4 separate regions of the Homo sapiens genome follow, and regions 2, 3 and 4 are each linked to region 1. Evidence: chromatin loops called from intact Hi-C (ENCODE). Cell type or tissue: Caco-2. All regions are shown on one strand. Region 1 overlaps LINC01387 (long intergenic non-protein coding RNA 1387). Region 2 has its middle 67 kb from the start of ARHGAP28. Region 3 has its middle 9.7 kb from the start of ARHGAP28. Region 4 holds the start of LOC107985176 (a long non-coding RNA gene).

Region 1 (8,000 bases):
ATTTACTATATCCCTGCTACAACACAACATAGCTCTACAGACAACTTGAACTCGAGATTTCGTTTTGATACGTGATTTTGTCATGTTTGGAGAAAGTGATGATGTTGAAAGAAAAGTGTCTCCTCTTTAAAATACGTTCCTTAAGCGACTGCCTTGGAGCGGGAGATTAGGTCTCATTTCCATTCAATTCAAATTGGGCTTAAAATGTAATTCCAGGCCCTGGCAGCTACCACAGGATAATATGCTCCCTCAGTGAGAAAAAACTTGGCACTTAAAACTGATGAGTAGGCCGGGTGTGGTGACTTACGCTTGTAAATCCTAGCATTTTGGGAGACCGAAGCTGGAGGATTACCTGAGGCCAGGAGTTCAAGATGAGCCTGAGAAACATAGCCAGACTCTGTCTCTACAAAAAATTTTAAAATTAGCTGGGTGTGGTGGCACATGCCTGTAGTCCCAGCTACTCAGGAGGCTGAGGTGGGAGGACTGCTTGAGCCCAGGAGTTTGAGGCTGCAGTAAACCATGACTGTGCAACTGCATTCTAGCCTGGGCAACAGAGTGAGATCCTGTCAAAAAAAAAAAAAAAAACCAGAGATCTTTGTGTTTCTTCTTTGCAAGAGTAGGATTAGCTCAGGCCGCTGCGGTGGGGCTGAGCCCACAGATAAGGATTATGTCAGCTTGGCTTCTAAGTTTGAGGAGTTAAAAGGAGATTGAGCAAGAGATTTACGGCTGGCTGCCAGAGGAACACTTCAGGTCACAGAGGCTTATGGAACTACTCGAGTCACAGTATGTGAAACGCAAACAGCTGTCTGCCTTACTGAGGCCAAACCTGAGTGAAAACGCATGGTTGTGGAGTGCAGGGGCAGGAACTTAAACACACATGCAAGGTGAAGGAGGGCCTGCAGAGAGTCTTATGAGCGGTCAGCCACTTCTCTGTTAGCTAAAACCTTCAAACACCTTTTTTCCTATTTCTGATACTGCTTTGGGAAAATAACCAGGCAGTTGGTCTGTGTCCAGTCTACTGTAATAACAGGATTACCATTTACTCGGCACCTGATTACCACATGCCAGCCATTTCATGTGGCTTATCTCGGTGTATGATTACACTACCCATAGGCCATAGGTACTATTACTATTTCCATTTCACAGATGAGTAAGCTAAGGCTTACAGAGGTTAAGGAACTTGCCTCAAGTCACATTCTTAGGAGTAATAGAACCAGTACTGAAATTCGAGCAGCTGGCCTTAGCGCATGCGCTCACTAAACTCACTACGGTGTACAGCTCTCTCTCTCTGTGGCAGCTGATGAGGCGGGAGCTGCTGGTGGAAATTCTTCATGGGTCTCTTGTGTTTCTACATATCTCCACTTTGCTAAAAGAGGCACTAGCCATCTATGTTCTGGGCTATATCTTCAAGAATGCTTATATAGCAAATAGTCTTGGAAGACAGAGATGGCACTGTCTCTGAAGCAAAGGGCAGGCATGCTTAGTGCCTACTTTAAAAAGTCCGAGTTCCCTACCTTCAAGTTTCCTCTACCACATCATGACTGCTGTGTCTGCACGTGTCTTCTGGCCCTCTTTGCATTGTCCTGTGGGAACTGGGGAGTGGGGAACCAACAGAAGTGCAGAAGTCCCAGCTACTGTATAGCTGTGAAAAATAAACCATCCTTTTGTCTCTCTCCCAGTAGTCTCATGTCTTCTACCAGCCTCCCTGGGATGTGGCCTGCTAACTTAGTTTGCATTTGTTCTATTTCATGACAGTAGGAGGGGCTAGATTAGAAAAGGGGCTAAAATAGGCCAAGCACGGTTGCTTACACCTGTAATACCAGCACTTTGGGAGGCCGAGGTGGGCGGATCACTTGAGGTCAGGAGTTTGAGACCAGCCTGGCCAACGTGGTGAAACCCTGTCTCTACTGAAAAATGCAAATATTAGCCCGGCATGGTGGTGCGCACTTGGAATCCCAGCTATTTGGGAGGCTGAGGCAGGAGTATCACTTGAACCCAGAAGGCAGAGGCTGCAGGGAGTCAAGATGGCGCCACTGCACGCCAGCCTGGGCAACAGAGTGAGACTCTGTCTCAAAAAAAAAAGTGGCTAAAATAGCTGATGGACTTTATGGAGACAATTTCATGGTTCCCAGAAGGAAGACAGAGAAGGATTTAATGCAGAGCAGTGAATCCCCTGGGCTTATGAACCAAACCACTTGTCTACCTAGTTTGTTTTCCTTTGACTGTTAGAGTGGATACTGGGGTGCTCCATCCAGATGTTACCTTCACAGCTGGGACACTCATTTCCCAGCTGCTGGAAGCATTGGCAGTCAAAGATTCTCATCTGAGTCCTTCTCCGTGAATTATCTTAGGCTACCTTGCCCAAGGATGGCCTCCTTCTACGAGTCTGCGGCTGTGGGTGGGTTGGGGGAAGTGAGGGAGTGCAGAATTTTCTGCCCTTGCTTCAAAGCAGGACAGCTCTGATGTTAGCTCCAGAGCTTCCTTTGGGAGAGGTTCAGTTTTCTGCCTTGTTTTGTGTGCGTCTGTGCAGACATCACAGTTCAGCTCCTTCCTCTGCTAAAATGCACTCCCTTCACTCATAGCACTGACTTAGAGGGGCCTCCGAAAGAAATTTCCAGTGTGTAATCTCAGTGCACAAATCTTAGAGAATGTTTCCCAGGGAAGTGACCAAAGACAGTTCTCTTATAAATCATGATATGCAACAAAAGGTCATATGAAAAAAGTGCTTCCCAAGATTTTGTGTGCTTTTAGTCACCATTTTTTGGTATCCATAGGCTTAAATAGGCCATTCAAATATTACCTATAAGCTTGAAAAAATAATATAGTTACCTCAAATTCTGATAGTTACATTAAAGAAATTATGTTTTTTAAGCACTAAAATTTTGACAATTTTGTAGTATATTCACCGAATTGCTTTTTCTAACACACTATTATACTAGTAAGTAAAAAGTAATAGAAAAATCTTTAACTTATTATAAAATGCCCTGATGGAAATTTTGGTACAATTGAATTTCTGTTTTCACTTGAGATACAGATACTTTGAATGTTTCATAGATTATGTAAATGGAACAGTGGGAAACAAGTCACACCATTTAATGTGTCCAGGAAAAATAGAATAACCTCCTTTCCTACAGAGGGAGGCAAAAAGACCGTAAGATTTGTTGGAATGGAAAATTTGGAGCTTTGCACAACCTCTGAAGTATAGATTTGGAGGGGAAAAGTGGTAATGAATACACTGAAACAACTTCCTCACTTTGGAATTAACAAGAATAGACCAGTAAGAGCAAGGATAAGATACAGGGCCAGTAGGTCAGTACCAGGCTGATGTGATGTCAGTAACGTTAAGGAACCCAACCTTTTGTTAAATGATGTCATCAGCTTTTTTTTTTTTTTTTTTGAGACAGAGTCTCACTCTATTGCCCAGGCTGGAGTGCAGTGCTACGATCTGGGATCACTGCAAATTCCACCTCCCAGGTTCAAGGGATTTTCATGCCTCAGCCTCCCAAGCAGCTGTGATTACAGGCGTGCGCCACCACGCCCGGCTAATTTTTGCATTTTTACTAGAGACAGGGTTTCACCATGTTGGCCAGGGTGGTCTTAAACTCCTGACTTCAAGTGATCCACCGGCCTTGGCCTCCCAAAGTGCTGGGATAGCATAGTTATTGGTTGTTTCTGATTGGAAACTAAGTGTGGAAATAAGACCTCTCCAGCTCCTGCGGTTATAAGCTTTGTCCCATGTGATAAACAAATCAGACTTTTTTTACGCTGGGAGTAGTTTAATTTTCAACCTCTGCTGCAGGGGAGACTATTCCTTCATTATATTAAGGTAAAAGCAGCACTAAGATATTTTAAAGTTTTATTTTTTAAAAGAAAGTTTCACATGAAACATGAACATTTCTCATGAATAAATGCATTATATTGACAAGTTTCATTCTTATCATGCAACAAGTTGAACCAGTTACTTTTAATCAAAATAATGTTATGCAAGATTTAATAGTCCAATACTCAACTCAGTTATGTAAACAAACAAGACAAGCTAAATCCTTTGTAGTCTGCTAGATGTTTTGCTTGGTTGGAATGGATCTCCCACATAAGACACAATCTTTAAATTGAAAAAGGAAGTCCTAGCGATAGCAAATATACAAACAAAAAGGAGTGTTAGTTTAAATCCTTATTTAGCTTATCTGAAGTTGCATACAATAAACAGAGTTTCATTGTGTTCCAAACAACTCATATATTGCTTCATAAACCTGGTATCTTATTATTCAAGACTTCAGACCAAAAATGAGGTAACAGATTGAGCAAGTTTCTGTTTCATCCATAGAGATATTTAAGGTGACACTACAAAGAAATTTTGGGCTGGGCATGGTGGCTCACACCTGCAATCCCCACACTTTGGGAAGCCAAGGCGGGATGTCGCTTGAGGCCAGGAGTTTGAGATCAGCCTGGCCAACATGGTGAAAATCTCTCTCTACTAAAAATACAAAAATTAGCCATGTGTGGTGGCATGATCCTGTAATCCCAGCTACTTTGGAGGCTGAGGCATGAGAATCACTTGAACCCAGGAGACAAAGGTTGCAGTGAGCTGAGATCACTCCACTGCATTCCATCCTGGGTGACAGAGCAAGACCCTGTCTCAAAAAAAAGAGAAAGGAATTTTGTTCTACAAGGGTGACGTTACAAAGAATACATAATTGTAAGGGAAACATCTTCCCCATGGGTATGAATAGTTTTTAAATTTTTGGAATTAGAGATATACAGATTCTTTTAAAATTGTTATCTAAAATCATTATTGCTCAATAATTTTCTAGCAGGTGAAACAGGCACAAAGTTTAACCAGTTGAAATCTGGGTGGTAAAAATGCAGACGAGGGGTTATCTCAAGATCAGCATTCAACTCAAAGGCAGTCCAGTCCAGTGCTTTTTGTGTGTGTTTGTGTGTGAGTATGCATGCATGTGGGTAAATGATCAAAGACTCTTAATGAGACCTAAGATTTCGAAGTTCTCCTAAGCAAGCAAATGTACATGAAGTACCTAATGCAATGGCTGGAATATGAAAAGACCTCAAAATGTATGTCAGTCTATGACTCTGCATGGATGGAAATATTGCCTGTCTGTCTGGATACCTCAGATAGATTTACTCAAGTCAGGCTTGCATTGCAGCTACAGAAAATTCCAAGCAGTTTTTTGATACCTACCTGATTGCTCTTCTAGTCAACACCCCTTACTGACAAATACTTCAGAAGCCACTCTTTCTGGCAGTTCTGGGCTATGCTCAGGGATCACTTGGGGGTCTTAAAAGCTGGGCAGAATCACCCCAAAGCTAAACAATTGAAAACAATGTAGGAAAACACAGAGGAGAATGAGTATGGGCTTCTTCCACGTGGGCGAAACAAGACAGTCAAGACAGTCATGAATCAAATTTTAAAATCAAATCTACCAGATTTTGATGTCTTTATGACACATTCTATTACTCAACTTTGGAAAAGAATATCTTGAGTCGTGTGAATAAGCCTAGTACTTGCATTTTGAATGGGTCCTTCCTTTGGTGTTTACAGTTCAGAAACAATAGAGATACCAAACAAGATAAGACTAAGCCACAGAGGTATCTGAAAAGCTGCCATCAATCAAAGCTCTTTGTGAAGCTGGTTAGTGCAGGTTCCATTGTTCTAAGGAGCAGGCAAAAGGAACAAATAAAATCCAGCTGTTTCTTCATTCTTGCACCAGGTGAGTCCCAGTATCAATACTTCATTCATTGTGGAGTAAGGGGAAAGTGGCCTTCATTTCCTTTCTCATTCCATTTTGAAACCTCAGATTTCTTTCTTTCTGCCAATGATACCCAGTTGTTGAGTCATAGCCACCTGGGCTCTAGTTCTGGCATTGCTTGCAATGTCATCATGAGAACCTGATAGATGGTGTTAATAGCAGAGTTTAGACTTACTGATCAAGAAAAAAATACTTTTAGATTGCTTACCTTTGGAGGGTTTTGCTATGTTTAAAGAAAGTCAGTTTTTGACACTCAAATTTAATTGACTGTCCTATATAGCAGTCATTTCACATGATAATTTTTTTCACAAAATAAAGGAATTTAGTGCGCTAAAAGTTTCCTGAATGGTGGGATGTTGATAAAAGTAAAGTTGTGAATTGGGGGGGTCACGTGAACCAGGATTTAATTGCATTTGTGCCACTTGGTGTTAGACCCTTTCTCTACTCATATTAACTCTACCTCTGTTGTTCATAGTTTCCTTACTCGCAAATTAACATAACTGTGTGATTTTTGTGGACTCTAGAAAAACATCTTGTGGGATGGATTTCTAGATTTAGAAATGCTTTTAGCATTTATTAACACCCATAACCTAGGAAATGAAAGTAATAAAAATAATATTTTGGTAAGACAGAAAATCTGTTTTCATTTCTCCTTTTTGATATTTTTAATTGGTTGGGGCAGAAAGTTCTTTTGTGTTCTTGTGTGGGCATGTATATGCTAATGAATTTGAGATGAGGAGCCACTGTCTTTAAGACAACTCTCCCTTATGATGTTTTGCATACATGTATATTCTCTTTCACTCTAGATTCAACTTCGAATAAACACCATGCTCTCAGCCAAGGAAGAGTAAATCTAGCATTAGTCATGACTGTCTTGTTTCGCCCACGTGGAAGAATCTCACATCCATTCGTCTCCGTGTTTCCCTGTATTGTTTTTGATCTTTTAGCTTCGAGAGATTCTTCCCAGCTTCTAGAACTCCCAAGTGATCCCTGAGCATAGTCCAGAACTACCAGAAAGAGTATTTTTCCAACAAGTTTCCAAAGTATTTGTTGGTATGGGGTGTTGACTACAAGAGCAATCAATAACTCTGCTTGGAGTTTTCTATAGCTGTAATGCAAGCCTGACTAATAAATCCAACCGAGGCACCCAGACAGACAGGCAATATTTTCATCCATGTGTTGAGGCCTTTGCATATTCTGGACAATGTGGGTTAGGCACTTCACGTACCTTTCTTTGCTTAGTCTTCATAACAGCTGAGTGAATCAGGTAATATAGTATAGTCTCCACTTTGTTGAGAGTTTAGGTAACTTGCTCAAGACCACTCAAACATTTGCCCCTGGTTCCAAATGCTGCAGTCTTAACTACTTAAAACATTGTTGGTCGGACATGGTGGCTCATGCCTGTAATCCCAGTATTTTGGGAGGCTGAGGCAGGTGGATCACCTGAGGTCAGGAGTTCAAGACCAACTTGGCCAACAGGGTGAAACCCCCATTTCTACTAAAAAGACAAAAATTAGCTGGACGTGGTGGTGCACACCTGTAATCCCAGCTGCTCGGGAGACTGAGGTGGGAGAATTGCTTGAACCCAGGAGGCAGAGTTTGCAGTGAGCCAAGATCGTGCCACTGCACTCCAGGCTGGGTGACAGAACGAGACTCCATCTCAAAAAAAAAAAAAAAATTGTAATCTGTACTGACAGCCCAATGCCCTGATAGATGATTAATTAAGAGTATTTTAACCCCTTTTACCTAAGAAGGAAGATCTGAATTCTTCTGACATGCCTATGTCATGTATTTTCCAGATAACACCCTCCAAAACCCCGCAAGGTGAAGCTCATGTCATCCAAAACCAAGGCATGAGCCAGAGCCTAAATAGAGGAAAGAAAATAGAAGAGAGAATTCTAGCGACATATCTGGTCATCATTCCAAGCAACCTGGCTGAACTTTTGCATCGACAAACAATTTTTTCTTGAGCATTTTTAAATTTACAAGCTGGTTTTCAACAAAGCTTTTCAAAAAGAAGTCTTTATGATGGTAAATCTTTAAAAGAAATGTGTTTTAGACCAAGAAAGGCAAACCTTTCATGTCCTGTTTAGTCTCTAGCATGCTTGTTTTCAAAACACAAGCTCCAGTCTGCATGTTTCTGCAGTCAACTGTCTGTCTTAGAAAATATCTCAAAATCAATCTGTCCCCGTGTTTGCTTATGATTCTGCGGTAATCCTCTGTTTGTAGTCACAA
Region 2 (8,000 bases), 98 kb after region 1:
ATTCTAAAGCTGAATTAGGTCTCACCGTTATAGTCTCTCTGCTTCCCTCTTTAGGTATGTGTTACCTAGGAACCCAGAGGCACGTTAACGGTCCCCAAGCAGATGGGCTTTCCCTTTATGTGCTCCTCTCCACTTGGGCAGGAAAAGCACAGCTGCATGGAACAATTTTGTGTAGAAGATCTCCTATATACATCCGCAGCTGCTCATCTGCCCTTCAGCGGGGAGCTGGAACCTGGAAGCAGCAGGCTTCCTAGCCTATTAAGGACTAAATGCTCCTATTTGGATTCCTATGTCTTTGGTCCCATAGATGTGCTTCTTAGCAATCCTCACTATCTTCAGGAACATGTCCCTTCATCCACTTCCTAGTGGACTTTCAGTAACCTTCTGTATTAATCAGGGGTAGGATAACCATTGTGACAAACATCCCCTAAATCTCATCTTCTCAGTAGACTACAGGTGCTTATTTATCACTCAAGGTGAAGGTTAATGTGCATTAATGTGCAGTGGGGTCTAGGGGGTAGGTTGGGTTGGGTCTGGCGGGGCTGTTTCTCAGACTCCTCCCATCTTCCGCTGACTTCTAGGTTCTTTTTTTTTTTTTTTTTTTTTTTTTTGACCAAGTCTTGCTCTGTCTCCATTCCCCAGGCTGGAGTGCAGTGGCGCAATCTCGGATCTCGGCTCACTGCAACCTCCGCCTCCCAGGTTCAAGCGATTCTCCTGCCTCAGCCTCCCGAGTAGCTGGGATTACAGGCGTACACCACCAAGCCTGGCTAATTTTTGTATTTTTAGTAGAGGCAGGGTTTCGCCATGTTCCCAGGCTGGTCTAGAACTCCTGACCTCAGGTGATCCACCCGCCTTGGCATCCCAAAGTGCTGGGATTACAGGCTTGAGCCACCACGCCCGGCCTCTAAAATCTTTTAAAAGGGGTGGTGGAGAACGAAATGGGAAAACGTTGGAGAAAGAAAGGGACATGGCCAATAACATAATGAAAAATATTACCTTAGGAAACCACGTAGTAGACCACAAAAAGACTAAAAGGAAAACGAAAACAGGAGAAGTGGACACACAGGATTTTCCAACAGAGATTTGGGTGGGCCTGCAGTTGAGGGAGTTTTCACTTCTCTAAGCAACGAAGCCAAATCCTAACACTCTTCTTTAGGGATATAATAAGCCAAGAAGCCCTCACTGAGCAGGAGTTTCAAGTAGATCTCTTTAATGACCCCTTGCAACACTGAGATTCTGCGACCAACAGGATGGAAGTTGAGAAGAGAGAAAAAGTTAAGTTACTGCATAAAACAAGTCCCAAATTAAAAGGCTATAGAAAAATATTCAAATAAATACATAGACCTTTAACAGAAAGAATGTGAATTAAGAGAAGGATAACAACAGATAGGAATTAATAGGAACTGGAGATTAAGAGACTCCAAATGTTTGCAAGTCATAGAAGGAAAAAAAAAAGTGTGTGTGTGTCAAGGAGGAGTCGGGTGGCTTATAGAAGCCCATGCTATAAATATCAAGACTTCGCTGGAGGTCTCACCTTTGTGCCCTTTCCAGCATGTCTCTTCTTGCTCAAGAGCCACATCTGTTATCCCTACATACTGTCCAGGGATCAGGTTTCCAGCCAAAGACACACAACACTTATTCAGGAACAGATGCAGTAATATTTCAATTTGTTTGCTTAAAGTTTTTGTGTTTTTATTCACTTGCTAGCACTTCTTTTAGACACTATTTAACGTAAACAGAAGTTTTGTACATTTCTTACATACCCTGAAGAGGTTTCATTCTATAAATTTCTTCTCCATAATATAGTTCCAATTTCAGGAAACTTTACTTTTCTAAGAGATTTGTCTGCACTCAACCATAGTACAGTAAAGCGTTGCACTTTGTGACTAACCATGTTCCAGAGAATGTCTTTGGACACGGTTTTTATTTTTTGCAATTTCCACAACTTTATTATTTTTATCTAAACTTAATTTTTAAGGTATATTTTTAAATTTAGCATAGGTCTGGCCCATGGCCCATTTATTTACATCAATAAATCAAGTTGAAGTCATCAACTGTGGTTTAATTAAACAATTAATTTAATTAATCTAATCAAGTTTTATTTTCTATAATAAAAAGCAATTTAAACTCTACATATTGGTGAAGAGTTTGAAAATTGCTTGAGTTTTTATTAGATAACGATACAGATTTTTTTGTAAAAAAGATAACAGATTTTTTGTTAAAACAGCAGAGGTATTTACTCTAAAATACTCCACTGGTTTAAAAAAAAAAAAAGAATTTCCATGAACCTGATACGTTTAAAGTTGACTCGCAATGACTTCTTTCTTTCTTTTTTTCCAGAAGTTCTATTGCCTTCATATTTTCAAGGCTCTGGATGGATCCAAAAAATTAAACTAAAACTGAAGGCAAATCTTAAATTTCTTTAGTAATACGCAAAATATGAATTAAAACACATGAACTCTTCTGAAAGGAATCGACCCATTTAAAATGCCAAAGAAGCTACTGGAAACACAGAATTCATTTCTGGCTCATTAACGTTGTTGATAGGAGCAACAACATGCTTATTGCCGAGAGCGGTCTCTGCCAGTGGCTCTGAATGCTCCCCCTGGACAAGAAAAGCCATCTGGGGAGGGACTTTCCTAAGAGACCTGTGGTCCCTACACAAACTTGAATTCCTTTTGGCTTGTTATTTAGGATTCAGAAGCCAAAAAAGAATGCCAGGAACTACATATTCCCCAACACCAAACCACCACCAACAACCATAACAAGAAACAACAGCAGCATAACCATATGAAAAACAGGGGCAACAAAGGGAACTAAAAGACAAAGAGGAACTGGCAAAACCCCAGTTGAAAACAGCTGAGATGACCCAATTCCCCCATGCTATCTCTCCAAGACAGGTGCTCCTTATGCCCATCTCTGTACCAGATGCACAGGGAAACACAGGCACAGGTGTGAATGATGTAGGAATCTTACCCATCAATTGTGGAAGGAAATGACATGTTTTGTGAAATTCCTTTGGAGTAGTAAAAAATATAAAGCAGTGAAATTCCCACTTTATAGGAAATTCCTCTTACGCAAAAATTGCCCCTAAGAACAAACACTAGTCAAGAAAATGTAGGAGTACTTGTCAAGAATGAGAAGACCTGAGATTTTATCATTTTTCCTTCACTGAAGAATTTGATTCAGGAATTCCTGACCTGCATCTGGTGTTGGTTTCTGGCTTGTGTTTAACCTTTGGGTGTGTTCAGCGAGGAATGTCTGCTAATCATGTTTAGCCCAATAAAATCTGGCAGCTTAAAAATGTTGACGCTATTTTAGAACTATGGACTTCAAAAGAGTAAAGATTTTGTATAAATTCAAGCTGTCGTGAAGGAGAAATGGTGTCACTGCCCAACAGGCCAGCAATCTAGGGCTGCAGATGTCTCCCTCTGTCTGCTGTAGAGGAAGATATATGATGAAGAGCTAAGGAAGATAGATGCAAATTGATTTTAGAGAAAGTCTGCCTGCTGTTTCATTCATTCATTCACTCATCCATTCTTTTACCCCTTCATTCATGAGATGTTTGTTAATGTCCACTATATGTCAACCCTCTGCTCAGACACAATGCTGAAGAGTGAGGAGAAGAGAAAGAAAAAAAAAGGAGGAGGAAAGGGAAGAGAATGAGAAGAACAAGAATAGGATAAACCCAAAATGTCAGCAGACAAATAATTATTGAGTATTTATTATATGGCAAGTACTATGCTGAGTACACTATCTACTTTCTATAAGGTGCACTATCTCATGGAAGCTTCTCAACTCCTTGATGTAAATACTGTTATTTATTCCCACTTTTTAGATGAGAAAAATGAGATTCACTTAGAACAAGTAATTACTCCTGGTCAACTGAGTCATTAAGTAGCTAACATTTTCTAGAAACGAAGCCGCTCTGATTGGCAACACCTTATTACAAGAAAGGGCATGGTCTCTGCAAACAATGGCCAGGGTTGAAATTGTGGATCTGCCACTTACTGGCTATGTGACCTTGGGAAAGATAACCTGCTTCTGCCCCAATTTCCTACGTGGATGTTAAGATTAGGTGCGTTATTATATGTAAAATAATCGGAATTACACTTGGCTTATAGGATGTACTACGATGTGCTTTTTATTATTCCAAAGCCCAGGCTCGTAACTATCACTTTCCTGTCCTCAGGGAGCTTAGAGTTTGAGGATCAATCGAGACCAGTGGACAGCACATTACAACACAGCGTGCTAGGGCTCAGACAGGCTAAGAGCAGGTTGCTAAGGAAGCGTGCCCTTAGAATCTGTGTCCAGACTTGAGGATTCAGGGAATCTTCCTAGAAGAAGTGACATCTAAGCAGGAAGACCTGGAGGATGAGGAAGAGGAGTGAGCTAGTTGAGAGTTCTGAGAGTTGGGATGTGTGCTCAGGGAAACTAATTGTTTCTGAGAAATACAAATTAGAAAAAAAATTAATTCAGAGAAGTACTGCAAGTCCTCATTAATGTTTTTCTGACTATTGAAGCAGGAAATAGTGTACTTGACAAATCTGGTATAAATAATATTTACAAATATATGCTAATGGAATCTGGAATTAGCATTTCAAGCATCAATAATTTTAAAAGGACTTTTGATCACTGTGAATTGATATTCAACACTGTTAGTCTGAACGGTTACATTTCAGAATATACTTTTCAGAATATAACTTACGCATTCTTTTCCTGTTACTTCTTGTCCTTTTTTCTTCTTCTGTTTCTGTTTTCTCTGCACCCCGACTCCGGCTTGCTTTCAGGGACAGAATTCATATCAGGAATAAGTGCCTACTGTGAAACTCTTGGTCATCTCAGCGTGTCTGACAGCCTCAGTGTTGCCCCACTGGGGAGAAAAGGCAGCTTAAGTAATGGGAAGCAAGGAGAAAAGTATATTCAGAAAAAATAGCCCTGACCAGGCACGGTAGCTCGTGCCTGTAATCCCAGCACTTTGGGAGACCAAGGTGGATGGATCACCTGAGGCCAGGAGTTCAAGACCAGCCTGACCAACATGGTGAAACCCCATCTTTACTAAAAATACAAAAATTAGCTGGGCGTGGTGGCGCACACCTGTAGTCCCAGCTACTTGGGAGGCTGAGGCAGAAGAATCGCTTGAACCCAGGAGGTGGAGGTTGCAGTGAGCCAAGATCGCACCATTGTGCTCCAGCCTGGGCAATAGAGTCAGATTCTGTCTCAAAAGAAGAAAAGAAAAATATAGCCATGTGTAGGTTTTCTCTAGCGCACTCTGATGCTTGTAAGTCTTACTCACTCAGCACTCTTGCCTGCTCTACATGCTAGAGGCTGCTCTTCGCACTCATTATTTTATTACTTTCTGTAAAAATGTCTTAATATTCAGAATGTAGTATTTTCATCCAAAAAATTAATAATATGATTTTGATCAAGGCTGTTGTAAGCTCCAAACTGATCCTCAATATAAAAACCAAGGCATGTGAAACCCACGTTTCACCTCTTACCAAGACAGGCTGTAGTACTTGATCACTTAATCCAGGGTTATGCAACCCACACAAGAGCAAAGTGAGAAAGAGATTGCTTTTGTTAGCACTTGCTAGGAATTCCCAGTTTATAAAAAGAAAGATGTTGCTATCCTCCCCTGCAACAGCAGAAGGCAATTGCTAAGAAGGCAATCACTAAACATTTCCATTATAAAATTTCAACCCCACAAAATGCACTTTTAAGTTAAATTTCACTTTTTTCTGTAAAAAAGACACGTACTTAAAAAAAAAAATTCCTCAAGGAAAGAGTATCTGTTGTGACTACTCATTTATTTTTTTTTTGTAAGTTTTATTTGACCAGTTCCCATATGCTCTTGCTTTGTCATTTGTGGCTAACACAGGGAGGTCAGGAGGGCACAACTTCATGTTCAGGGAGATGCCCCTGCTGTCTGTGAGCTCTTTTGAGTGTAATGATGGTAATAATAGCTTTCACCTCTACTTTCTGTGATTTCTAAACAAGAAAGTCTTGTTTGCAAAGTCCAGACAGGATCCCTGCTTCATTTTCTCAACTTGCCTTTGCTGATTAGAAAACAAACTTATCCAGGCCGGGTGTGGTGGTTCACGCCTGTAATCCCAGCACTTTGGGAAGCCTAGGTGGGCAGATCACGAGGTCAGGAGTTAGCCTGGCCAACATGGTGAAACCCCGTCTCTATTAAAAATACAAAAATTAGGCGGGCTCGGTGGCGGGCACCTGTAATCTCAGCTACTCGGGAAGCTGAGGCAGGAGAATTGCTTGAACCCAGGAGGCGGAGGTTGCAGTGAGCCAAGATCATGCCACTGCGCTCCAGCCTGGGTGACAGAGCAAGACTCCATCTCAGGGGAAAAAAAAGAAAGCAAACTCACCCAAATCCCCTTTCTCTTAGTGGAACCTAATAATACATGCACAAAAATCACAGTATAATTTAGTGAGCTATATTTAAAAACTGGTTATATCCTAGTTGACTGAATTTTTTCCATAAGAAAACCTAGAAATGTCTTACATTATAAATATGAAAATGTTCTAGGCCACATATACACTTGTTTTAGCCTTATTTTCACTTGTAAGTTACTATGCACTGAAACTGTGTTCTTGATATTTCTATCCTATTAATTCATAGAGATACCAGCAGTGAGGATAACAGGAGGATAACTGACGAGGGTAGATAATTGGATGATTCTTCCCTTTAGAACTACTGTCCGTGTACTTCATAAGCAGCAAGTCACAGCCAAAATCCACTGGAGCACTGAGAACCATAGGAGGCACAAACCAAGAAACACAGTTGGAAGATATGTATTTGGGGGGCAAATCATCAGTATCCATGATTGTACTTTGTAGTCATCACTACCACCCTTAAAGAGAGTGTTGATCCTAAATGAAATGGCCCCAGATTATGATGCCTGTTGCGTGGCTTTGCTATTCCCCTGACTGTCATGATGTCAAGAGTCACTACTTTGTACTATTTTCAGTTTGACTTTTAAGACTCCTTTCTGAATTTGTGGCTCTTAATCTACTACAGACTTCTAAGAGAAGGGCTGATGTGCAGGGAGGATTTGTGACTTCTATTTTGGTGCTCAGGAGCCTGTTTTTACTTTGTTCCTGATTCCCAATGGTAATCTGGATAGTTGAGGTTTTCAGATAAATGAGGGGTTTGCCGTATGAGGCTGCAAGGTTTGAAATGGAAACTCTGTGCCTGAGAGTAAGCAATTCTGAATGTGAAAATATGTTTCCAATTAAGATAATTTGGTTGTCCATATTCTGGGCATACCAAAGTTAAAATTAATTCTTGTTCTTCTTTGACATGGATTTGACCAAAATCAAATGTTCTTACTATAAAAACGTATTCCATATATAGCTTTCTTTTCACTTGATGCCAAGTGGTTATTAACTTATTTCCATAATCTTTTACAGATCTCATGTTACAACAATATGGCCATAGAAATCTACAGCTCTTTATTTTCAACACATAGGAACCTGATTTTAGCTAAAAACAAAGTACATATTTCAAGCAAATGAACAAAACGTTGAAGCATATGGACAAAAGAACACTGAAATTATCATGGTTATTCAATCAGTTTATGATTATGGCAAAACATTTCTAGTATAAAACATGTGTTGAACACATGCTTGGCTGTCTTTCAAAATAGTTTCATAGAACAATCAAGAGGACAAAAAGTCAAAGTGCTTTTTACATTTTTAATACTAAGTTTCTGCTAAGGCTACAATCTATCAATAATATAGTTCTAGAAATATCAAGTAATAATTAACTGTTTCATTGTCATTTTGTCTTTTATATTTAATGCAAATTTTAAAATACTTTTTAGAAATACCCAAGTCAAAATTTGCTGTAAAATATTTCTGGACAAATTGAAGTACATAAGCTTATCTAGGACATTGTCCATTGTCCATTGTCCACACTGAAGGCAATTCTTCCACTAAATCCCTGTATCTTACTTTACAGCCAATTTGGTAATATTGAAACA
Region 3 (8,000 bases), 160 kb after region 1:
CCAAGACTTCCTCTGTGTGGCAGCAACAATGTCCTTCTCTTTACATCACTGTCTGGTTTTTTGTTTGTTTGTTTGTTTGTTTGTTTTTTTGAGACAGAGTCTTGCTCTGTCACCTAAGCTGGAGTGCAGTGGTGCGATCTCGACATCACTGTCTGAAGTCTTTCTCATGGTGGATAAAAAGCCTCCACATTCAGTCTTCTGAACTTTGCTTCTAGATGTTAATGGGAAGGTTTTTGGGGGGTTTTTTGTTTTGTTTTGTTTTTGCTTTTTTTTTTTTTGAGATGGGGTCTGGCTATGTTGCCCAGGTTGGCCTTGAACTACTGGGCTCAAAAGATCCTCCCACCTCAGCCTCCTGAGTATCTGGGACTACAAATGCCTACCATAGTGCCTGGCTTAATGGGAAGTTTTTAGAATTTAGAAAATCTCAAGTGCTGAGCTCTGGTTATTGAAAGCCCAATTTTCTTGACTAATGTTTCTGGAATGTTCTTCAAGAGCTTATCTCAGAAGTCAAAATCTGAATATCAAAGGTTTAGCCATTTCTCCATTCCACCTGTGACAACTCTACCAATTTCTACATCTGTAAATGTAAAATGTATCTACAGTCCTGTAGTTACTAGAAAATGAAACTACAGGACTGATACCTCACTATGGCTTTCTCAAAAAGTGTGAGGACTCAAAAGTTACAGGAGAGCAGTGCCAATGCGGCTCAAAACCAGAGAATGTGATACTGTGTAAATTATGCCCATGGATTTGTGCAGTGCAGCCTGGTTAGAATGACTTTGATGTCAGGAGTGTAAGGCTAAATTGGCCAGTTGTTGTAGTAATACAACTTCTGTTGGAGGGAGAGGACAATTCCTATTTCTGCTCTGTCACCTGCTAGCCATGAGACTACGTATATGTTTGGTCTTTACCTGATCCCTCCTTTTTGGGGCATCACTCTGAGAGCCTTTATACAGGTACTGCCCTCAGGCCATGTGGTTTGGATTGGGCAAACCCAGCCCTTCTGTCTCAGAGCTTATCACATGACCCAGACCTGGCCTGGCCTATGGCCTGGGTTCAGGAATGGGTATGAGACCCAAGCTAGGCCACTTCCCTGGGACCTGTGCCATATCTTCGTAACAAGAACTTTTTCTTTCTTTGTAAATACAGTGGATCCCTGGGGCTGCAGGTGGCCACCTTGTGACTACACAGCCTGTCTGATATATCTGGAAGCCAAGGGGAAATAAGGCTGAGATATTGGGGAGGCTCCTAAGAGCATTATTGGAGCCTCTGTTGTAAAGCATGTCTGAAGCAAATACCGCCGCCACCTCTTCTTTTGCTGCTTAAGCTAGTGTGAGTTGCATTCTCATTACTTGCAACCACAAGAATAATACCAATAGCTAGCACTTACGTGACACTTTTAGGTGCCACTGTATTGTTCTAAGCACCTGACTCATCTAGTCCTCACAACAGCCCTATGAGGTAGGTCCCATTTTTGCCATCCTCTTACCATCCTCTCCACTTTGCATAGGGGAAACAGAAGCCCAGAGATGTTAGCTTGCCCAAGGTCACAGACCTAAAAAGAGATATAGGTGGGATTCAATCCAGGTAGTCTGGCACCAGAGTCTAGGGACTTAACTACTCCAGGATGCCTCTTAATCCTCTAGACTAATACTGTGAACCTGGACAAGTAACTTAACATCTCTGAGCCTCCAATGTAAGGAGTAAATGATACAATACTTATCATGGTGGATCCTCAGTAAATAGTTATGATTGCAATATTTGTAATTATTTCACAACTTCATGCCATCAGAATTCCTTCTGAGTGGTGCTTGGTAGGTGGGAATAAATGAGTTTATGTTTACAAACAGCTTTGAGGATTTGGAATGAAAGTTGGATACTAAGAATTATGATAGTTTGTTCCCTAAAAACAAGTAACACTTTTGTTCCTTTATACAAAGAAATAATGAATCATAGTTTGGACCTGATGACTTGATTGTGTCTCTCTCTTTCACCATCATATGTAGGATTAAATGATCACTTGAGGCTTGGCTGTTTTTAAAAAATTCTCTAGAAGTGACTGAAAAGAGGCCTAAGATGATGAGATACTTGAGAAAGAATTATTACACCCTTTACCACAGTGCTTCAAATAATTTAAAATCTTTTGTTCTGAATTTATTTCAATGGCCAATGGTATAAAATGGTACATTTCCTAAATTATATGAATACCTGTTATCTACAGATCCCAAATCTGATCCAAATGAAATATAAATCAAAAGGTAATTTGGTAACAATTTACCTAGGCAACTTCAGACATTTAGAGTCTACTTCTTTCATAATTTTTTTTATTTCTGCACCTGCCCCATTCTTTTGAATCTATTATCTTCTACAGACACAGGACAAACTAGCTACTTCCCTCTCCTTTTCTGGTTTTCACCTCCAGGTCCCCTGGCAAAGAGGAATGTGCTCAATGCTGGGGCATTCCTGAGGAGAGTCATTTGGCTGCAGTCATTGAATGGAAAAACTACCGTAATTACTTCCCTAACTATAAAACTACAGTACTAGGGGGTGGGGAGGATACTATATGCAGCTCTCCACTCATTGATTGATTGATTGATTTACACGTTAAACATGAGTTTATACATTATACATTTCTTGAGAGCACATATGGCAGACACTATTATGGACTCTGGGGATACAAATGCAGTGAAATAACGTTACCAAGTTTATTCACATGCTTCCTTTTTGTATTTCCCAATATCATATTATTCCGACTCACTCAGAGGTTAAATTGCTTTAGTATGGATTCCCCAAAGGAAGGGATTACAAACAGACAAAAGTAGTCTATGATCTCTTGGCTAGCAGGTGCCAGAGCAGTGATCAGAATTGTCCTCTCCCTGCAACAGAAGTTTTATTACTACAGCAACTGTCTAATTTCACCTTACACTCCTGTCTTCAAAACCATTCCAACTGGCTACATTGCACAACTCCATGGGCACAATTTACACATCATCACATAATCAAGTTTTGAGGCCCATTGGCATGCTGTCCTATGATTTTTGAGTTCTCATACATTTTGAGAAAGCCACAGTAAGGTATCAGTCCTGTACTTCCATTTTCTAGTGTCAGTCCTATAGTTTCATTTTGTAGTAACTACAGTACTGTAGTTACATTTTACAGAGGTAGAAACAGAGGATTAAGTGGGAGAGGGCTCCTTCATTCATGAAGTGGTTATTTAAGCCTACTATGTAGCAGAAGCTATACTGAGTGTGCCTGTAGCCTGCTCAGACCCCACCCATAAATGCCTCATCTGGAATGCCGGTGCTGTGAGAGGAGATGTCCTCTTCAGGACCATGCCAATGTCCTGACCTGGTGACACTGAGACATTCAGGCTTTCCAATACTTTTTTGAGCCGAACGATAATCAGTAATAACTAGGTACATCCCTGAATAATGTTTCAACTGACAAACATCCATTTTCTGATTATCTACCTAATTCTGCCTAGTTTCAAAATATGACTTATGTTAACACAGTCATGACCTTTTCTGTAGAAATATTTATAGTCTTTGGAGTGTACTAAAAAATATTTACTGGCTGACTAATGGTGACTAGAATTTCTTGAATTCCCCTGGAATCTCCTCTAATAGGTATTGCTAACAAAGTAGAAGGTAAAATAACAATTTCATGTATGCATAGCATAATAAAAAGAACTTATGTTTGTTTAGCATTATGTACACAGCAGTTTTACAACTTATCCTTTTCAAATCGTGGCCAACAACTTTGTGTGATAGGTATTACCATCTCATTTTACAGATGAGAAAAATCAGGTCCCAGAGAGATTAAGTAACTGCTCACAGTCAAACATAGCACAACTCCTATATCTGTCTTGCTCCAAACCCTGCCTTTCACCATTTTAACCACCCCTTGTATAAGCTTACTTTCAAATTATACTTTTGACATCTTCAGATCCAGGTGACTCAGTTCAGGTCATGTATGTCTTCTTGAATGATGCAGTCAGCCACATTTGAGGCCTGAGTTAGCCGATGTGGATTTGAAGCTTCCTATTCTTATCACAAAAATCCCAGGTTTGTTTGATTTATCAACTTTGTCAGGCAGTTACCCCCTCCTTATTCAGGGCCATGTGGAGGCACAACTGCAAAATGGGCAGGTGCATTCTTTCCCTGTGCATCACTTCATCTCACCCTCTGCAAGAACCTCTTCCCTTTCCAGATCTTGGAAATCTTTACCATCTGTGTCCTGATTATGCCTTTTTTCAGTGCTTCCAGGTGAGCCCTGCCTCCCTGAGGCTTCACCAAATCCTGCTCTAGTAAATACTGTTAATGTGTTGGCTTCTATTCCTGCTACCTGAAATCTCCAAGGTATCAACTTAGGGACTTTCTCCCTCATGGTATGTGATCTTGGGGCCTGTCTTATCATTAACAGCAGGGAAGGCAGTCCCTGAAGACCACATCTCTTAAGACTCAGTGACTGCCAAGTGGAGGCTTAACCACAGCCAATCTGATGCAATTCTGGTACCCTGTTTCCTGAGAAGAGGGAAGCAAGGATAGAAGAAAAAGTTAAAATTTGTTAATTTTGTAAGAAGCACCCTGGCAAGATTGTGTTCTCATTCCTGCTCCAAGAGTTGTCTTTCAGTTTTGATCTTCAATCCTGTGCTGTTTCTCAGATCTTTGTAAAACATTGTTCTTTGTTTTGGTTAATCAGAATTGTTTCTTTGGTTTCCAATCCAAGAATGATCATAATAAACCTTCCCTCTTTGTTGGCAGACCTGCATACTGCATGTCCCAAAGCCTCTCACTGTCTTCTACTTCCTTCACTGTCTCCTACTGTGCTCACCCCATCACTTGCCAGGTCAGGTGGTCTGTCCCTCCCCAGGTGAACCAGAACAAAGCAGGCAGCTGATCTGTAATCACGAGCTAGTGACAGAGAGGGGATTGTCAGGGTCCTTTCCCGAGCTTCCCCTCCAAGACACCTGTGTAATTCTTTAAGCTAAACGTCTTTTCAATAGCTATTTAAATTCCATTTATCTCATCTTGGACTTTGTCTTAGGATTCAATTTGGGACTTAGCATGTGACCATTTATAGTTGGTTTTCTTCTGCCTCAGACTCTAGTGTACACTCTTCTCCCAAAAAGGTTGGGAGGCCTAGGAGATGTAGGTCAGAAGAGCTGAGTGAAGACCAGGTGGTGCAGAGCCCAGGAGGATGCCTAAAAGCATAAGCTGATTCTGGTGCTACCTTGTTTGACACCATCAGTGGATTCCCCATCTGAACTCTTGGATAAAGTTTAAACTCCTCACAAGGCATTCAGATGCACCAGGGCCTGGCCTCTGCCTGTCTCCAGCTTTGTCTCCAGGGTTTTCTCCCTTACACTTTACTCTCTAGCAAAGCTAAACTAAAAGGGTTTCCCTGTACATACTTCACTGTCTTTTTTTCCCTGTGCCTTGTTTCCATCTGTTACCTGCCTCTGGAATGCCCTTCCTTACATAGCCTCAGCCACACACACCTACTTGTGAGCTAGCCAAGTGTCATTCATCTTTTAAGAGCATCTCTAACATAACCTCCTGGGGAAGTGTGTTATTTGATGACCTCCTACACCAATCTCTTCCCCGCTTGCAGAGACCCAGTTAGTCTGTGCTTTCATGTTCCTATTCATCTTCATATTCTTGGTGCTTGGCATTGTAGGTATGAGTGATAATTGTAAGTTCTTGGGGTAGATGCGTGGGTGGATGGATAGATGGATGGATACATGGAAGAGTGAATGAATGAATGAATAAAGCCTTTATGTAATTGTAAAAACATGGTATTGCAGGAAATATTCCATATTGTAAGTACTTTTTGACTAAAACTTTATGCTATGGCTGGTCTGTTCCTTTCCTCTACCCTGCCTGGGTCTATTAGTAGTGATTCATTTCCAATCAATAATGATTCAATTTATCTGTAGAAGTCACTTAAGTAATTCAGTTATGTCTACCACATAAATAACACAAGTCTTGACCTGGCTGGCTGGCTCTCGTGGTGACATAATCTACTTAACCCAATTACCAAATTGATCAAAGATCCCAAAACAGTTAATGAAGAAAAATAAGCCCTGATTTCTCTTTAAAAATAGATACTAAGAAAGCAATAGGAAAATCAGAGTAGTCTAGAAATTCTGTGTCATCATGAGAGCACCCAGAAAATAAATTTAACTCAAGTAGTGCCAATACATTTTGAAAAATATTTCAGAGTAGCAGATCAAGATTTACCAACTGACTTGATGATGAAAGATTTACACACTACCTTTTAAAATATTTGTCTCATTATTTTCTCTTTATATAAAATAAATGCAACTTTGTATTCATTCCCTCTAATTTAAACCAGTCTTTCCAGAGGACTTGAGGGCACTGATAATGTATGTAAGATGAAGGGTTTTTTGTTTGTTTTGTTTGTTGGTCTCTTCTTTGAGACAGGGTCTTGCTCTATCTCCCTGGTTAGAGAGCAGTGGTGCGATCATGGCTCATTGCAGCCTCAACCTCCCAGGCTCAAGCAATCTCCCCACTTCAGCCTCCTGTGTGGCTGGGACTAAGGGTACACACCACCACACCAGCTAATTTTTAAATTTTTTGTAGAGATGGGGTCTCCATATGTTGCCCAGGCTGGTCTTAAACTCTTGGGCTCAAGCGATCCTCCTGTGTCTTGCCTCGCAAAGTGCTGGGATTATAAACGTGAGCCACCCCACCCTGCCAGGTGGAGTTCTGAAAGCAGAATTCGCATGTTCTCTTTGGTAGGTAAGAATTGTGCCTTCATTTCCTGCAAGATAGGGCCAGTGACTATGTTCCCTCAACCCTTCTTGCTAAGAGAATGTCAGTCAGCATCTGCAAGGACTCATGAGGCTGCAGCTGTTTTCCTGTTCTGGTATGAAATTATCCTAGCAGCAATTTTGCCAGATAAGCAGCCAAGGCCACAAGAAGCACTTTTCCTTTGTCCATGTTAAAGTTTTGCATAAATGTTTTGTTTTCTTGCCTTTCCTGATGGGTTTAAATGGAATATCTCCATATTTCGTAGTCCATGCAACTGGTGGCACTTGGGGGCCAGTGTTTGTGAGGCCTCCCCAGGTAGGTTTCATCACATAAATTGAATGTGACTTATCTCTCAGCAAAGGTTGTGAAAAACCTTTGGAATCCTGGGTCCAGATTCTTTACTCTTGAGGGTTGAACTCAAATCGTACTTCTGGAAGGGCTGAGACAGAGGACAGCTGACAAGGGAGAGTGAAAGACAGAGAAGGGAACCAACATCTGAACATCTAGCATATGCTTAGTACTGGGATAGGTGTCTTAAAGATGTGATCTCATTTTAACTTCCCATCAACTCTTTGAGGAGATATTACTGGTCTCTGTTTTTCAAATTAGGAAATGGAAAAAGAGAGAAATTAAGGTGACACAGCCAGTAAATAGTAAATCATAATCAAGCTCAAACTCAACTCTGTCTTACTCTCTTTTGTCTACCACTCTGCTTCCAGTTTATTTAGAAAGTGCAATCTTTGTGCACTTGTGATTACATATTTCACTATTCTCTAATGCCTTATTTATATGTATCCACTGACAAATTTACAAGGCAGAATGAAAAACTGAATTATCCTTCAACACATTGTAAGAGTAGTTGATGACAATAATTATACACACACACACATATATTAAGAAACAATAATTCTGCCTTAGTAATTTTGAACTACCTTAGTATAGTGCCTTAAGAATACATGTGACTCCCTTCCTTATTATTTTCATCATCATCATTACATGCTAGTGATTATTTACCCTCTAGTGTACTAAATAGGTTTATGTAAAGCTACCATAAAGAAACATAAATCAAATCCTACTTGTTTCTTTACATTTTACTAGAGGAATATATTTTGAATCTCATCAAACCTTTCATAAAAGAGAAATATAATAATTAAGGACCTAAATTCAGGAGCCAGATTTCCTGGGTTTGAATACTGGCTTTGCCACCTCCTAGCCTGCGTAGGA
Region 4 (8,000 bases), 81 kb after region 1:
GTGTGGAAAGAACTAAATGCCTAGAAGCAGAATTTTGGAGTTATATGGTAAGAATGAGTTTAATCTTTTAAAACCACCAGTCAGGTTTCCAAAATGGCTGTACAATTTCGTCTCTCCACCAGCAATGACATGGGTTCCAATTGCTCCCCTGGACAACTGTTAATAAACAATCTTTTAAAATACCAGAGTCAGTATTTTTCATTGTAGCCAGTTCAGTAGGTATATAATGGTATCTCATTAAAGTTTGCATTTCCTAATGACTAATGATACTTAGCATTTTTTGTTGCTTCAAGTAACATTCTTTTATTTCACATTAGTCAAAATTTACTTTTAAATGTTCAATGCTTAACAAGAAACTTCATGGCAAAAAAAAAAATCACATGAGTTCAACCGTATTGTAGTTTTTAAAAAGTCTCCCTTAAATATATAGAATGATTGGGAAGTCCTATTGCTGTCTTTTGGCAGACATGTTGGCCCTGTCATGAGAAAGAATTTCTCTGCAGAGAACAGGGTCCCTCCCCAATCAGGAAGAGAGAAGTGTTTTGAGGAGAAACAGCATTTTATTTCACCAAACCCTGGCTATCTCACGTGGGCTGATATGAAAGATTGACAGGTGCCTAACCAATATTCAATCCCCTTTTTGTGCTTTGTAAGAGAACCCAGCTTTTATTCAGGCCAGGGGGATGTATCCAGCTGAAAGACTGTATTTCCCAGACTTCCTTGTAGCAAGGTGTAGCCATTTAACTAAGTCCTGGCCCACAAGTATGATGGAACATCCAATAACATCCAACAAATGTTGGACGAGACATCCAGGAATGCTGTATAGAAAGCTCTTCTCCTATTTGTCTTCCTCTCTCTCTCCTCTTCTCACTGCTTGGATGGCAGGTAGAATGGCTGGAGCTTTAAAAGCTTATGATGCCCTTGAGGATAGAAATGACAAGCTAAAGTTGCAGATAGACAAAATCTGGGTTGCTAATGAACCTACGAGCCTCCCTTCCCAGCCCTGTCTGCCTAACTCATCTTCTGTGATGCGAGAAAAGTTTCATGAGAAAATGATGCTCATGCAATTGGTATTTGTGGATTTCTCTTTTGTACAGCCTGGACCAATTCTAATTGTTACTGCCAGTAAAGTAGAGGCATGAACACTACTGCCAGCTACAATGTCCCCGAAACCCCCCAAGAACTCTCGCCAACAGTACAGGGGGAGGGTCCAAAGCTGACGAGAGCAACGGAAACCAGCAAGCAGCATTAGCCACGTGGAGCATTCGTGAGTAGATTCTGATCTACTGGGTGATTTTGTTTTATTCTAGCACAGAGCTCTCCTTCAGACCTGAGACTGCGTTCATGAACACTCTGGCCCCCTGAAAAATAAAATAACTACATCATTAAGTTGATTTCATAAAAATCAGCTCAGGCAATCAGCATGGTATAAAGAATAGAGCATTAAACTAACAATCAAGATGTTGGGGTTTAGTACTCTTTCCCCATTTAAACAACTTTGAACAAATTGTTTATGTTTTCTAAGCATTAAATGAACAATTCCATTGCTAGCAGGAATTATACATGTTAATCTTTAATTTGATCCCTCTTTTCTCTCCAATGATAGCCCAATCTTGACATTAGATGGAAGTGACTAGAAAGACAATGGTAAGGTGAAGTCATAGGAAGAAAGGAAAACAAGCTAAAAGTATATTTTAATGTAATACTACACACTATATATAATAGATTTAAATAATATATAGATATATATTTACATTAACATAATATATACATTTATTTCATCTAATATATTTATTTATATATTAAGAAATTTATTTCTTAATATATTTATAATAAGAATTATAATATATAATATATAATAATTATTATATTTATAATTGAGAAGAAAGATTTTAAATACATATTAAAGCAGAAATATAGTAAACATATAAATATATATTTCTATAATATAGAAATCCATTATATATTTCTATAATATATAAATCCAACTATATATTTAATATATTTCTTCCTATATACACATAATAGATAATAATATATATTATTTTATATCATCTTATATGCTAAGGTGATTTAGGCTGGTGAAAAGAAAATAAGCTTCTTGTGAAACTGATTCTGTCAGTAAGAACAGTAATAAAGAAATAGCTGTAATGTCAAGATTTCTGTCTTCTTTTCCACCCTCAATATTTTTGTGTCTTATTATAGAGGCACACAATAGTATCAGTGTTAGTTGCAAAAATAGGCACAATTCTCCCCCTCCTTATATGCATGCCCAGGCTATCCTGCAGTTTTTCTGCTGGCCCTGCTGACAGCCAGAAGCCCCCAGTGGCTGAGCTGCCCATCTGGCAGCTGACCTTAGACACATGAGGGAGCCCAGTCAAGACCCAAAGGGTCACCTGGATGAGCTGAAATTACTGACCTACAGAATCATGAGCTAAGTAAATGGTTGTTTTGTTAAGCCACAAATTTCTGGGGCTGTTTGTTATTCAGCAAAAGCTAACTGATACTTAAACCTGTGAATTTTTGAAACCCAATCTCCTTATGTGTAATTTTTCCTTTCCCGGATTTGAAAAAGAAACAAGAAGGGGGCTTTTTAGTACAAAATTCCTCCCCAGCAAACCATCATGTCTAGGGCAACAAAACATTAGTAGAGATGAAGGGACTTTTCTGTGTTCACCTTATGGCCAACAAGGCTACTGAGTTTCTATTTTACTGCACTGAAGCAAATGCCTGAAGATCACTGTATTTATCTTTTCTTTATAAATGAGGTTGTATTACTTTGTAATCCCCTGGTAGGTTTTGCCATGAACACCCCCCTCCAACATGAACTGCCTGTGCTTCCTGCACCTGTGCTGGTGGCCTGGGAGTCATTCTCCACCATCAGTATCCTGTGAAACCAACCAACTCCCAGGAGCCTGTTTTCATGGCCACGGGCTGATGTAGGCTCACCTCCAAATGCAGGAAAGGAGCAAACTGCTTTTATTTTCAAGCTCCAAAGTTTATTTTTGAAATACAAGTTTGTCTTCCCAGGAAATCCTGAAGTTTTTCTGAGCATGTGAATGTATAGGTGCCTTAGGTCATTCTTGCACTGCTATAAAGAAACACCTGAGACTGGGTAATTTACTAGAAAAGAAATCTAATTGGCTCACAGTTCTGTAGGCTGTACAGGAAGCATAGCAGCATCTGCTTCTGGGGGAACTCCAGAAACTTTTACTCATGGTGAAAGGGACAGGGGGAGCAGGCACTTCACATGGCAAAAGCAGGAGCAAGAGAGAGAGAACGAGTTGGGGGAGGGAAAGGGCCACACACTTTTAAATGGTCAGATCTCCTGAGAGCTCAGAAAGAGAGCTCATTTATCACCAAGGCGATGGCCCAAGCTGTTCCTGAGGGATCTGTCCCCATGATCCAAACACCTCCCTCCAGGCCCCACCTCCGACACTGGGGATTACAATTCAACATGAGATTCGGGTGGGGAAAAATATTCAAACTATATTAATAGGTTAATTAAAGAATTTGTTTTGTTATGCCCCACCTCATCACGCAGAGGATTCACAGTGGCTGTGGAGGGCTTGCAGTACACGTAGACATATTAGGAGCCCTCCACGGGATATAAATTTAATGGTGCTATGCAAACTCCTCTCTCTCAAGTATCTGTCTCATGCCCATCACCATGCCTGGATTCACTCTACTAACCCGTTATTCCCTCTGATCTTAGAGGTTTTTTTGATGTTTAAGAGTTCCTCATCACCAGTAAATCTCCCTGCTGTCATCACTTAGCACATCCACGGGAATGAGCTGATTGCTAGCTGGAAGAAAGAGTAGGCTGTAGGATAGGTGCTGAGAGAGGTGTGTGGTGCCATTTCAATTTCATGTATTTCACCGTGTTTGAGGGGTGCCTTCATTTTAAACTGTAGAATTTATCTCTAGGAGGCCCTGCAGATTACCGGCTATTGTTTCCAAGTCTCTTTCACATTCAGCAGATGATAATACACTTTCCTTCCTTGAAAGGTATTAGCATTCCCTCATTATTACTTTGGAAGCAGCTTTATTTCATTGTTGAGCTTGTGTTCCAAGCACAAAATGTCTTAGGGATCCTCGGAGGCCATCTCCTCTGATCCACTTTCCACCCTGACTTCATAAACTGGGAAGTGAGGATCAAAGAGCTGAAGAGACTTCCCTGGACTCTGAACCTCCCCGACCAACTGCCTCGCTCGTCTACTTAAATACACACACACACACACACACACACACACACACACACACACACACGCCCCTACCTCTGAGAATCCTGGGATTTGGAGGAATGTAGTTTGGGATTTAGAAAGCAAGAAAGAGAGAAGGGAGAAAGAAGGAGACAGGTAGAGGAAGGGACAGGAGAAAAGAACGAAGGCAAAAGGCCGGCAACTTTCTCACCCTAAATCTCATATCAAATTAATCTTTTCCTGAAGAGACAATAGGGTGCAGTCTTTAAATGTCCAGGCTTGAAACCAGGCTGCCAGCTTAAAATCCTGCTTCTACTGCCCACAAGCCATGTGAACACACAACTCACTGAAACTCTCTTTTCTGTCTCAACCTACATAAGACCAGGATGAGAATACGAGAGAACCTACCTCATGCGTGGTTGTTCAATTAAATGAATATACGCACATGTGCAGTACAACAGTTCCCAGCACTCACAAAAACCTGTGTACATAGTAGTCTATGTGATTCTTCCCGAATTTTTTAGGCAGACTAAATCTCATCTCCCCAATTCCGCAGTACAACCCCCTTTGTCTTCGCATGTAACTTACCGTACTGTGACTGTTTGCCTGCCTTTCTCCCTACCAGACTGTGAGTCCCTGGAGGGCCTTCCTTTTTATTTTAATCTTCAGAGGCTGACACAGTACTTAGCACATAGTAAGTCCTCCGAAAATACCATTTCAATGAATGAATGATTCAATGATTTCATAATACTGATAGAACAGAGTCCATATTTCTTAACAGCTCATCTGTCAGATCCCTCAGAATATGACTGCAACGTCACTTTTGAATGTCCTCTGCCACCTTCCCACCTCTGCATCTTACGTTCTATCATAAAAGTGCCATATGCTCTTCGCTGCCATGATATGCTCGTGCTGTTCCCACTCTGATGTAAAATGTCCTTCCCTTCTTTCTCTGCCCGGTGAATTTCTTTACTTCCTCAGGCCTTCTTTGAATGTCATCACTTCTGTGAGTTCTTCCAGACTGCTCCAAGCCCCCAGCCAGAACATATTGCCTTTTTTGATGTGCTCTCCTAGGTCTTTGTTCGCTAGCATGCAGCTTGTGAAAATAAACTGTGCTTGGTCGCATGCCTGTCTCTCTTTCTCCCTCTTTTACTTGTCAGCTTCTCCTGGAATAAGCATGTCTGGACTGCCAGATTTCAATAAATATTTGTTGAAGATTAATGCCTGGGACTTCACTGCTTTGGGTGATGTTTAGATTTCTGTCTGCCACGTCTACTCAAGGCTCAGTAGGTTATTTCTGCTGGCCAGGCTAATCAAAGGCATTTGCTGATGCAAGCTAGGTGGTCTGTGCCTGGTAGAGTCACAGATCACTAAGCCTTATCCTTAGTATTCAGTGAGTTGTTTAATAAGCCAGTTTTTTCAGGGAGTTTCTTTTGTTGTTGTTCTTTTCTGTACTATCCCCTCAAACTGGAGCCAATGGGTCTGAAGGATGCTTCCTGGAGATGTGCTGCAAACCAACAGGTTTACCATGTTTTTGAAGTTTTCCTGATTTGGCCCAAAAAGTTATATTTTTATATGTTAAAGTTTTTCCTCATTCTTCTCATAGAAGAGGGGGTTTTGACATTTGTTTAAAACCGTAGGTTCTTGTAGATAATTCATTTTTGTTTTCTGGATGAATCTCTATATTAGTCCATTCTCACACTGCTAATAAAAACATACCCGAGACTGGGTAATTTATAAAGGAAAGAGGTTTAATTGACTCACAGTTCAGCATGGCTGGGGAGGCCTCAGAAAACTTACAATCATGGCAGAAGGGGAAGCAAACACGTCCTTCTGCACATGGCAGCAGCAAGGGGAAGTGCTGAATGAAGTAGGGGAAAGCCCCTTATAAAACCATCAGATCTCATGAGCACTCATTCACTATCATGAGAATAGCATGGGGGAAACCACCCCCACAATTCAATTATCTCCACCTGGTCCTTCCCACGACACATGGGGATTATGGGAACTGCTATTTAAAATGAGATTTGGGTGAGGACACAGCCAAACCACGTCAATCCCAATGCTGTTTTATAAAAATAAATGGCTTTGTAATCTCAGATTGATATTAATCTAAGAATTTTTGTCTTTGTGTGTATATGGGTGCTGATATTTACAGCCAGTTATGGGGGTCAGGAAAGAAGAAGAAGAATGGATAAAGATTCCCTAATGAAGGGCTTGCAAATGCCAAAGGTGACAGTTGAATTCCATTAGATGTCTATTTTACTTAGCCATCACAGGGTAAAAGACCAGAACACCCGACGGATACCAACCACTTCTGTTAACAAACCTCTGTCTCTCTCGGCTTTGCGTGTCCCCCTCCTCCTTCATAGCCTAAATTCTGCATCAAAGTGTTTTCAGGGATATTATCTTCTTCATTGGGTTTAGTCACATGAAACTAAGGAGAAACAGGTAATCCTCTTCCACATTCTTGGAGGCCTAATTATTCTCAGACATGTCTTAGATCTAATCAGCAAAACTATGTGCATTCACATGTTCACACACAGACACACACAGAAGAAATCCCTTCAAAAAGATGCTAAGGCAAACATACACTTTTGTACCTGGTATTTTCATTTAAACCTTTCAAAACTATTTTTAAGTGTTAGAGCTGTTAAGAAAGGTAACGTGAATTTAAACATTATTTTGTGTTGATATATATGTTATTGAGTTGATAGTCTTAGTTTCAAGTATAAAAATGAGGAACTTACCACGATTTTAAAGTAAACTTCATGGCATGAAATAGATGGATGCAATATTTGTTTTCACAACAACTTCAGTTATGCATAATAGGAAAAGGATACAGTCTTGCCCAATGTAGTTCCATGAGCTCCACAGTTACAGCTCATCTTCCAGAGTCATCATTAGCCTGTAAGATGACTCAGAAATGTGACCTGTTAAATAATTGTACAGTAGCAAGAGTTTATATTTCTAGAGTTTTGGCTGTCCAGAGAGATAGCTATAATGCACTTTCATTTAAATTTTACTTTAAGACAACTAGGTTGATATTATTATTCCCATATTACAGATGAGAAAACAGGTTCAGATAACTTTTAAGTAATTTACCCAAGATTACAAACTGGTAAACACATTTGGAGTTTGAATTCAGATGTGTCTGATTTCAAAATTTATGTAGGCACAAATATGTTACCATACCATCTCCTCCAAAAACAATTGCTCTTTTATTTGGCACCTGCCTGCTAATTTCCAGCCCTTCTGAACAAAGCAACATCCAGTATATGAAGAGAGGTTGACTCAAAAGATATTCAGACCAGCCTGACCAAGATGGTGAAACCCTGTCTCTACTAAAAATACAAAAATGAGCTGAGCATGGCGGCGGGCACCTGTAATCCCAGCTACTTGGGAGGCTGAGGGAGGAGAATTGCTTGAACCCGGGAGGCAGAGGTTGCAGTGAGCCGAGATCGCACCATTGCACTCCAGCCTGGGCAACAGAGCAAGACTTCGTTTCAAGAAAAAAAAAAGATATTCAGTTACGTGTGGACTTAATGAGCTAAATGTACTTCATATTTGCCCTTTTCCTTAAGGAAATAAGTCAAACAAGATGAACTTAAATGGATAAATCCAAAACATATTTACTGCTAAGACATATACTAAACTCTTCTCATGCCTGGACTATTACCATAATCTCCTAACTGATTTCTCTATCTCAGTCACTTCATCTGCAATCTATTTTGTATTCTGCCTCCAGATAAATATTCACAAAGCATGATGTTCTTCTCTTCAAAGACCTCTTATTCC

What was found. Peaks named below come from ENCODE experiments on the same cell type or tissue, not always from the same donor. Only the 100,000 strongest peaks of a DNase experiment are listed, where the experiment ranks them.
Region 2: it touches region 1 in a loop (14-fold over the local background); 3 of 110 quality-filtered maps call a loop at or near these places.
Region 3: it touches region 1 in a loop (5-fold over the local background); 3 of 110 quality-filtered maps call a loop at or near these places.
Region 4: it touches region 1 in a loop (2.8-fold over the local background); 2 of 110 quality-filtered maps call a loop at or near these places.

The regions. Positions count from the first base shown.
Region 1 is chr18:6,560,969-6,568,968 of GRCh38, forward strand. The region is part of intron 2 of LINC01387 (long intergenic non-protein coding RNA 1387); the gene reads left to right. LOC105371972 (a long non-coding RNA gene) reads left to right here. Exons shown (of 3, transcript XR_935116.4): 3 at 7,565-8,000. Among named protein-coding and RNA genes, the nearest start is that of LINC01387, 54 kb to the left of the region's middle. In Caco-2, no CTCF peak of the experiment used is centred here; DNase peaks (open chromatin) are centred at 783, 4,573, 4,893 and 5,643.
Region 2 is chr18:6,658,964-6,666,963 of GRCh38, forward strand. No RefSeq gene overlaps it. Among named protein-coding and RNA genes, the nearest start is that of ARHGAP28, 67 kb to the right of the region's middle. In Caco-2, no CTCF peak of the experiment used is centred here; DNase peaks (open chromatin) are centred at 1,548, 2,918 and 3,248.
Region 3 is chr18:6,716,013-6,724,012 of GRCh38, forward strand. No RefSeq gene overlaps it. Among named protein-coding and RNA genes, the nearest start is that of ARHGAP28, 9.7 kb to the right of the region's middle. In Caco-2, no CTCF peak of the experiment used is centred here; DNase peaks (open chromatin) are centred at 2,446, 3,309 and 4,119.
Region 4 is chr18:6,641,695-6,649,694 of GRCh38, forward strand. LOC107985176 (a long non-coding RNA gene) reads right to left here and starts at 5,469. Exons shown (of 3, transcript XR_001753338.2): 1 at 4,791-5,469. In Caco-2, no CTCF peak of the experiment used is centred here; a DNase peak (open chromatin) is centred at 4,217.